2 separate regions of the Homo sapiens genome follow, and region 1 is linked to region 2. A link is an interaction called in ENCODE POLR2A ChIA-PET data of the cell type or tissue named here. Cell type or tissue: B cell. All regions are shown on one strand. Region 1 overlaps PTPN1 (protein tyrosine phosphatase non-receptor type 1). Region 2 overlaps BCAS4 (breast carcinoma amplified sequence 4).

What was found. ChIA-PET counts read pairs that join two places held together with the same protein. Peaks named below come from ENCODE experiments on the same cell type or tissue, not always from the same donor. Only the 100,000 strongest peaks of a DNase experiment are listed, where the experiment ranks them.
Region 1: POLR2A ChIA-PET joins it to region 2 with 5 read pairs; 2 of 35 experiments call an interaction of 5 or more read pairs at or near these places.

Annotation. Positions count from the first base shown.
Region 1 is chr20:50,517,215-50,522,214 of GRCh38, reverse strand. The region is part of intron 1 of PTPN1 (protein tyrosine phosphatase non-receptor type 1); the gene reads right to left. Among named protein-coding and RNA genes, the nearest start is that of PTPN1, 9.3 kb to the right of the region's middle. RefSeq lists a silencer at 1,540-1,589. In B cell, no CTCF peak of the experiment used is centred here; DNase peaks (open chromatin) are centred at 55, 2,514 and 4,313; H3K4me3 peaks cover 3,964 bases; H3K27ac peaks cover 5,000 bases.
Region 2 is chr20:50,807,738-50,812,737 of GRCh38, reverse strand. The region is part of intron 1 of BCAS4 (breast carcinoma amplified sequence 4); the gene reads right to left. Among named protein-coding and RNA genes, the nearest start is that of BCAS4, 15 kb to the right of the region's middle. RefSeq lists a silencer at 341-390 and an enhancer at 2,406-2,465. In B cell, no CTCF peak of the experiment used is centred here; DNase peaks (open chromatin) are centred at 1,687 and 2,357; H3K4me3 peaks cover 1,199 bases; H3K27ac peaks cover 2,778 bases.

The DNA of each region.
Region 1 (5,000 bases), 290 kb after region 2:
TGGCTTCTAACTTCCTCAAAATAGCAGAAGGAGGCTGAGGATAAAGAGAAAAGAGGAAGGGCGGGAAGGGAAGGAGTACCTGGCCAATGATTTTATCCTAGACTTTACTGTCAAGGGCACTCCCTCAGGCCACCAACCCTTTAGCCCTTTGCTTCAATTTTATCTAACGATAATATACCAAATACCTACAAGGCCAAGCATCACATAACATTAACATCAAGCTTGACGAGAAAACTCAGCTTGGGGTAGGGGTTGCAAACTCAAGTGCTAGGTAGTGTACACCGACAAGGACAGTGTGACCCACTGTGGGACTGTGGTAAACTCTGCAACGCACACATGTACATCCAAAAGGAGTTGTGTCCCTCAGTCCAGCAGACCACTGCCAGTGTAAGCTCAGACGGTGTGATTTTCAGATTTTTCAAGAGAGGCCAGAATCCAGAGTTGCATGTCATTTCTCCTGATTCATTTATAAACAATGGCACAAATTAAACTCTTCTCTTTTTTAAAAAGCATTGCGTGAAGCAAGCAAAATATGACTGTGGGTGGCCAATTTGTGACATCTAGGAAAGAGGTTAGAAAACTAGGCAAAGGTCAAAAACTACAAACTCTCTCCTCCTATGTCCTAATAAATCGGGGAGGCTTAGCACAATCCCCTGTCTCTCTTCACAGCCATGTATGTGGAAGCTGAAGCAGTGGCCACACTGCCATAGTGCTATTGTGAAGCTGAATCCAGGACACAGGAGAAGACTGAGGGTCTGGGACCTCATTGTCCTCCTGAAACATTTCCTGCTGTTATAGACCAATTGACAGTATATAATAAACAGCATTGCATGTAAAGGACTTTGCACAGTGCCTGAGGCACAACACAGAATTCAATAAATGTTAGCTATTAGTGGGTTTTATCCTGAACAAGGGTAGAACATGCAGCAGACTGTTTCTCTCTCAAATGGAAGATTTTTTAGTCCAATTACAAAATCCAACATTCCTCTTTAGACAAAAGAAGAATTTCAAAAGGAACTACATTCATCCATGTGGCATTCAGGAATTTTAAAATATAATGTGACTTATGCCCCCACAGGGCATTTTATTATTTTTAAGGAAATAATGGGTTTTTTTCAAGTTTTAATTTGAGTTAATATGAAATTTTAAAGTTCTGTCCCACTTTTAGATTAGGGGGATCAGGCACAGCCATATAATGCTACCATATCTAGCATGAGTAAGGCATGAAGCCCCAATTTTTCCAGAAAGATCACCCCACCCTCTGGTCTTCTCCTGTGACCATGTCTTTGTAGAAAGTTACATCTAGGTAATGCTATATGGCTGTCTAGTCTAGTCTAATGACTACATTTTACAGATCCTGTATGCAACTCCTCAAAATCCCACAACAGTCAAAGGCAGAGTCAGAACCCAAACCCAAGTCTTCTTCTTCCTGAGTCGTCTTCTTCCATGACCTCACATGTCCCCTCCTGTGAGTGCACATGCTCAGGGTGGCTGCTTCAGGGGAGCAGGGCAGCTTGAGACTAAAGCTCTGAAACACAACTGTTCTGTGTGAAACTAACCAGTACTGGAGACAGATACAGGCACCTACCCTTAGGAGCAAAATGTTCTATCAAGCAAGGGCACAGGCTGGGGAAGGTTTCCTATACACAGCCCAGCAAAGCCTTGCTTCAGTACATTGCAGGCGTGGTCATAATCTTTTACAAATCCTCTAATATCAACTGTGCCTTTTTAACCACTAGCTTGGAACAAGAATTTCATACCTGTATGAAAGAATATAATTTACTTGCTGGAAAAGTAGAAGTGTCACAAAGCAAAGAAATCACTTAATTTTTTTTTTTTTTTTGAGACAGAGTTTCACTCTTGTCCCCCAGGCTGTAGTGCAATGGTATGATCTCGGCTCAATGCAACCTCCGCCTCCCAGATTCAAGCGATTCTCCTGCCTCAGCCTCCTGAGTAGCTGGGATTACAGGCATGTACCACCACGCTCGGCTAATTTTGTATTTTTAGTAGAGACAGGGTTTCACCATGTTGGTCAGGCTGGTCCTGAACTCCGGACCTCAAGTGATCCACCCACCTCGGCCTCCCAAAGTGCTGGGATTACAGGCGTGAGCCACCATGCCCGGCCGGAATCAAAGATTTTTAAATACTGTCACTATGCTTCCAACTGTCCAACTTCCAAAGTACTGAGAAAATATTTTTTGAAATGTAGCCAAGTATAGAATATAGACTGTGTCCTACATTCAAAAGTTGTCTTTCTAGAAAGCATGTTTTAATGGCAAAGGATACAAAGCAAGCTGTAAAAAGAGACTAAAATTAGCTCAAACCACAAATAACCTAACATACTTATCACTTCCTTATGATCAACCTACAAAAATCAAACTTTAAAGGCACTTACAAAACTAAAGGTGGGAGGCCAACTGCACCCTTTAACTTCGCTATACCTTTCCTCCTTCTAACATGGACCCTGGCACATAAACACTGCCAAACGATGACACTGTGTTAACGTGAAGGCAAGCACCAGGGAAACTACGGGAGCACAGTTTTGCCCTGTAAATAAAACAGCATGTACCATGCAGTTCTTAAGTGGTTAGAAGGGTAACTACCTCCTCAAACTGAAGATGGGAAATGCAGATGAAGGCCCACACCCATCTTCAGCTGCATTTCACAGACAGCTAAGGACATACCACGCTCCCACTTCAAACAAAATATTCTTCCATCTTCTAAAGCCATCTATTTCCTACTTTCAAAAGCAACATCTTCCAAATCTATTGGGAAACCAAAAGTTTGTTACCATTCGAGTAGTGGAACAAGTTGCAAAATGAGGTTTAGTTGACAAATATGTATTCATGGGTAAAAAAAAGGCACTGGGTTTGTTAAACTACATCTACTTTTTCAGTGATTCTCTCTCTGAGTGTATTAACTATGTCTGATAAGTTTTGTGATAAATTTTTTGGAGAAACTTCAAGCTCACAAAGGATGAAAACAAGTGGTTAAGGATGAGTACAGAACCTACCAATACCACTGTGCACACTCCAATACTGTTACTCAAACTTTCAAAAGCATTTTCATTAGCAGGTAGAGAAATAGGGGCAAGTAGCAGACCTGGGTAGTTATTTGTGGTGTGAACAGACCAAACAAAATACTGATAATGGCACTAATATTCCTAAGATTTATTCAAGAAAAACTGTCAGTAAGACATGAAGGAATATTTAGAAATGCTCAGAAATGACACCATGATAGGTACATAAAGGGCCCATTGAAACCCAGCATTCTAGGGATGTGGATTCTCAAGGAATATTCAAGAGCAACCTTTAGGTGTGGCTAAACCAGGTTGTATTCTGGGGACTGCTCCAAAAATTTGGTTTTATGCTTGTATAAACCTGATGTAGCTTAATGTAACTTTCTGATCTTGGCCCCATTCTGCCTCACCCCACCTCGGAGCATGATCCTTAACACTATGGCAACAGGGAGGTGGCGTCCAGGTAGTAGAGAACAATAAGAGTAATGCTCTTAATTCAAAAGTGCTGTCAAGATACAGTTCAGTTCAGAGTAAAAACAACAAAGCAAAACAATGACAACAACAACAACAAACCAAAAAATGACATATTCTCTCCCTGCCCCGAAAAAAAAATTCACTGGGTACCTTCTTAGAGGCCTCTTTTCTCTGTGCAAAAGTTAGCCACAAAAATATTTATGACTCAGTGAAGGCGTATTTTCCCTTTATCCTTACAGAAGCAAACTAAGCCCTGACTATTTGAAAAGTGAAACAGTAGTTAACAGCGACAAATGTTCAAACATCAAGGAGAGTTAAAGCTAATTTACCATGTTATGCTAAATGCAGTTTGCTTATTTGTTCTCTTGAGTGAAGTTATATTCAGAAGTGACTTCATCCTTAGACATTTTTAAGTAACTCACGTTCTTAAGAGAACTCTATTTGGAATAATTACTTGATGTTCACTTTCCTGTAAGAAATTCGCAATAGTGTACAATCCTGTAACCGGGGCCCATCTGGATAAAAATTAGCTAAGCTGTTTGCTGTAATGTAACGTAGTGACTTTTAAGTAAGATTCTGCAAAAGGAAGAGAAGTGCCAATAAAAGATCCATTAAGAAAGGAAAAAAGTCGAAAAACGTTTCTTAACAGAGACAAGGGAAGAGTTTTCCTTTTCTAATCACTAAGAAATTTTTAAAAATTATTTTGAAAGCCTAGTTTTGCTATGCTCATCTTATCTTTGCAAGTGATGTTGCTCACCCACAAAAGCCACAAACACAGCCGAGGCTTCCTTCTTCATCTGTAAAAGTAAAATATACCTCAGTCTCTAGGAAGAAACATCTGAAAAGTAAAGAGAAGGAGACAGGGACACAAGCCTACTTGGGACCCAAAACTTTACTTCAAGTGGTTAATCCTCAAGAAGGATTTAGAATTTCCCAGCACTAGATTCAGAGTAGTAAAGAATACGTTTATTTCCCAGAGAAAATGCAGACCTTAAGTGTCCCTTTGCCATGTTTACTCTGAGTCCATATTACAGAGCTGACTTCAGAGCACTAATTCTATCTAATTACCATAGGGTATCCATAAAACCTTACTGCCTTAGTAAAACCATAAGCACTCAGTAAATCGAACGATGTCATACGTTTTTCTCTTAAAAAAAGGGCTGGGCCGGGCACAGTGGCTCACACCTGTAATCCCAACACTTTGGGAGCCTGAGGCAGACAGATGGCTTAAGCCCAGGAGTTCAAGACCAGCCTGGGCAACACAGCAAAATCCCATCTCTACTCCAAAAAAATACAAAAATTAGCTGGGCGTGATGGCACATGCCTGTAGTCTCAGCTACTTGGGAGCCTGAGGTGGGAGGATCACTTGAGCCCAGGAGGTGGAGGTTGCAGTGAGCCAAGATTGTGCCACTGCACTCCAGCCTGGACGACACAGCAAGACCCCATCTCAAAAAAAATATTAAAAAAATAAACTTTAAAAGGACTGAAAATCATTTATAAGTACTTG
Region 2 (5,000 bases):
CTGGGTGTGGTGGCTCACGCCTGTAATCCCAACACTTTGGGAGGCCGAGGCAGGCAGGTCACTTGAGGTCAGGAGTTCGAGACCAGCCTGGCCAAGATGGTGAAACCCCCTCTCTACTAAAACTACAAAAATGAGCTGGACGTAGTGGCACAAGCCTGTAGTCTCAGCTACTTGGGTGGCTGAGGCACGAGAATTGCTTGGGGAATCCAGGAGGTGGAGTTTGCAGTGAGCTAAGATCGCTCCACTGCACTCCAGCCTGGGCGAGAGAGCAAGACTCTATCTCAATTTAAAAAAAAAAAAAAAAGGCCAGACGCAGTAGCTCACGCCTGTAATCCCAGTACTTTGGGAGGCCAAGGGGGGGCGGATCACAACGTCAGGAGATCGAGACCATCCTGGCTAACACGGTGAAACCCCGTCTCTACTAAAAAATACAAAAAATTAGCCGGGCGTGGTAGTGGGCGCCTGTAGTCCCAGCTACTCGGGAGGCTGAGGCAGGAGAATGGCGTGAACCCAGGAAGCAGAGCTTGCAGCGAGCCAAGATTGTGCCACTGCACTCCAGCCTGGGCAACAGAGTGAGATTCCATCTCAAAAAAAATAAATAAATAAAAAGTAGACACGACCCAATATCCATTAAGTGATGAATGAACAAATAAAATGTGATGTATCCCTACAATAGAGTATCATTTGTCCATAAAAAGTAATGGAGCACCAGCACACACTACAACATGGATGATCCTTGAAAACATGATGCTAAGTGAGAGAAGCCAGGCACAAAAGGTCACGCATGACATGATTCCACTTACAAGAAATGTCCAGGCTGGGCACAGTGGCTCATGCCTGTAATCCCAACATTTTAGGAGGCTGAGGCAGGCAGATCACTTGAGGTCAGGAGTTTGAGATCAGCCTGGCCAACATGGCAAAACCCCATCTTTACTAAAACTACAAAAGTTAGCCAGGCCTGGTGGCATGAGCCTGTAGTCCCAACTACTCGGGAGGCTGAGGCATGAGAATCGCTTGAACTCTGGAGCTGGAGGTTGCAGTAAGCCAAGATCGTGCCACTGCACTCCAGCCTCGGCGAGAGAACGAGACTCCATCTCAAAAGAAAAGGAAGGGAGGGAGGAAACGTCCAGAGATCGGCAAATCCACAGAGACAGAAAGAAATAGATTCGTGATTGCCCCTCTGCATGGAGTGGCAGGGAGAGGAGGGAATAACTGCTAATGGTGATGGGGTTTCTTTTTTGGGTCATAGAAATGTTCTGCAATTAGGTCACGGTGATGTCTGCACAACACAGTAAATATACTAAAAGCCAACAAACTATATACTTTAAAATCATACATTTATACATGAATTATATACCAATTTTTTTTTCTTAGAGACAGGGTCTCACTCTGTCATCCAGGCTAGAGTGCAGTGGTGGGACCATAGCTCACTGCAGCCTCCAACTCCTGGGCCTCAGGGATCCTCCCGCCTCAGCCTCTTGAGTAGCTGGGACTACAGATGGGCACCACCATGCCTGGCTTCTATTTTTTGAGTCCTCCCTCATCTTCTACCTGCTCAGAAAACACCTAATGGGGGCCTCCCCAGCCCTACTCCATCTGGAGCCTCCACCTCCCCCTGATCTCACTGCCTGTTGCTCGTCCCCACCCACAGCCTCACCGCAGGGCCTTTGCACCTGCTGTTCCCTTTACTGGTGAAAGTTGTCTCTCACTTCCTTCTAGCTTTTGCTCAAATATTTCTTCCAGGTGAGGCTTTCCCTGACCCTATAGCTCCCCTACTCCCGGTCCTCCTGCCCCAATTTACTTTTCCCTTTAGCATTTATCACCATCTAACATAACTATTTTTTTCATGGCCGGGCATGGTGGCTCACACCTGTAATCCCAGCACTTTGAGGGGCCGAGGCGGACAGATCACAAAGTCAGGAGATCGAGACCATCCTGGCCAACATGGTGAAACCCCGTCTCTACTAAAAATACAAAAAATTAGCCGGGCGTTGTTGCGGGCGGCTGTAGTCCCAGCTACTCGGGAGGCTGCGCCAGGAAAACGGCGTGAACCCAGGAAGCGGAGCTTGCAGTGAGCCGAGATCGCGCCACTGCACTCCAGCCTGGGCGACAGAGCGAGACGACTCCGTCTCAAAAAAAAAAAAAAAACACAAAAAAAATAACATACTATTTTTCTCAACTTGTTTCCTGTCATCTTCCCCACCAGAATGAAACCTCCGGAGGACACAGGTTTTTGTCTCTTTTATTTGTCTTTCAATTCCCAGAGCCTAGAACAAAGTCTGGCAACTAATAGGTACTTGTGTTTCAAAGTTGGCCTTCCAACTCCCTCTCATCCCACAAATGCTTTTGCAAAAGGACCTTGCAGCAACTCCGGTGAAGAGGTGGGATCCAATTCTTCCCACTCCCGAATCTAGGCTGGCCTGTGACTTGCTTAGACCAATAGGATGTGATGGGAGCAAGGCTCTGTGACTCCCAGGTCTAGGCCTCGAGAGACCTCAAAGCTTCTGATTCACCCTCCGGGAAGCCAGAAGCCACATAAGGAAGTTCAGGCAGTATCACAGGGCAACTAGATTCAATAATAACTTAATTGTACATTTTAAAATAACTTAGAGGTCCTAGCCAGAGCAATCAGACAAGAGAAAGAAATAAAGGGCATCCAAACCAGTAAAGGGGAAGTAAAATTTGCTGTTTGCTGATGACATGATCGTATACCTAGAAAACCCTACAGACTCCTCCAAAAAGCTCCTACAACTGGTAAATGAATTCAGCAAAGTTTCAGGATATAAAAACCAATGTACACAAATCAGTAGACTGCTATACACCAACTGCAACCAAGCTGAGAATCAAATCAAGAACTCAACTTCTTTTGCAACAGCTGCAAAAAATAAAATATTTAGGAATATACCTAACCCAGGAGGTGAAAGACTTCTACAAAGAAAACTACAAAACACTGATGAAACAAACCACTGACGACACAAACAAATGGAAACATATCCCATGCTCATGGATGGGTAGAATCAATATTGTGAAAATGACCATACTGCCAAAAGCAATCTACAAATTCAATGTAATTCCCATCAAAATACCACCATCGTTCTTCATGGAACTAGAAAAAAAAATCCTAAAATTCATATGGAACCAAAAAAGAGCCCTCACAGCCAAAGCAAAACTAAGCAAAAAGAACAAATCTGGAGGCATCACATTACCTGATTTCAAAATATACTATAAAGGCTGGGTGCGGTGGCTCACACCTGTAATCCCAGCACTTTGGGAGGCCGAGGCGGGTGGATCGCTTGAGATCAGGAGTTCAAGACTAACCTGGCCAACATGGTGAAACCACGTCTCTACTAAAATACAAAAATCAGCCAGCCGTGGTAGTGCATGCCTGTAATCCCAGCTATTGGGGACACTGAGGCAGGAGAATTGCTTGAACCCAGGAGGTTGATGTTGCAGTGAGCTGAGATTGCGCCATTGCACTCCAGCCTGAGCAACAAGAGTGAAACTCTGTCTCAAAAAATTAAAAAAAAAAAATTAAAAAAATAGGCACATAGACCAATGGAACAGAACAGAGACCCAGAAATAAACCCAAATACTTACAGCCAACTGATCTTTGACAAAGTAAACAAAAACCAGAAGTGGAGAAAGGACACCCTATTCAACAAATGCTGCTGGGATAATTGGCTAGCCACATGTAGAAGAATGAAACTGGATCCTCATCTCTCACCTTATACAAAAATCAACTCAAGATGCATCAAACACTTAAATCTAAGACCTGAAACCATAAAAATTCTAGAAGATAACATTGGAAAAACGCTTCTAGAGATTGGCTTAGGCAAAGACTTTATGACCAAGAACCCAAAAGCAAATGCAATAAAAACAAAGATAAATAGGTGGGACTTAAACTAAAAAGCTTCTGCACAGCAAAAGAAATAATCAGCAGAGTAAACAGACAACCCACAGAGTGGGAGAAAATCTTCACAATCTATGCATCTGACAAGGGATTAATATCCAGAATACTAAGCAAGAAAAAAAAAATCCCATCAAAAAGTGAGCAAAGGACATGAATAGACAGTTCTCAAAACAAGATATACAAGTGGCCAACAAACATATGAAAAACTGATCAACATCACTAATGATCAAGGAAATGCAAATCCAAACCACAATGCGATACCACCTTACTCCTGCAAGAATGGCTATAATCAAAAAATCAAAAAATAACAGATGTTGGCATGGATGTGATGAAAAGGAACACTTTTACACTGTTAGTGGGAATGTAAACACTTTTAGGCTGTTAGTGGGGATGTAAACTAGTACAATCACTACGGAAAACAGTGTGGAGATTCCTTAAAGAACTAAAAGTAGATCTACCATTTGATCCAGCAATCCCACTCCTGGGTATCTTGAAGTCATTATATGAAGAAGATACTTGCACATGCATGTTTACTGCAGCACAATTAGCAATTGCAAAAATATGGAACCAGCCCAAATGCCTATCAATCAACAAGTGGATAAAGAATATGTGGCACAGCCGGGCGCGGTGGCTCACGCCTGTAATCCCAGCACTTTGGGAGGCCAAGGCGGGCGGATCACGAGGTCAGGAGATCGAGACCATCCTGGCTAACATGGTGAAACCCCATCTCTATTAAAAAATACAAAAAAAAAATTAGCCGGGCATGGTGGCGGGCGCCTGTAATCCCAGCTACTCGGGAGGCTGAGGCAGGAGAATCGCGTGAACCCAGGAGGCGGAGCCTGCAGTGAGCCGAGATCACGCCACTGCACTCCAGCCTGGGTAAGAGAGCGAGACTCCCGTCTGAAGAAAAAAAAAAAAAAAAAAAGAATATGTGGCATATATACATATAGATACCATGGAATACAACTCAGCCATAAAAAGAAATGAAATAATGGCATTTGCAGCAGCCTGGATGGAAATGGAGACCATTACTCTAAGCGAAGTAACTCAGAAATGGAAAACCAAACATCGTATGTTCTCACTCGTAAGT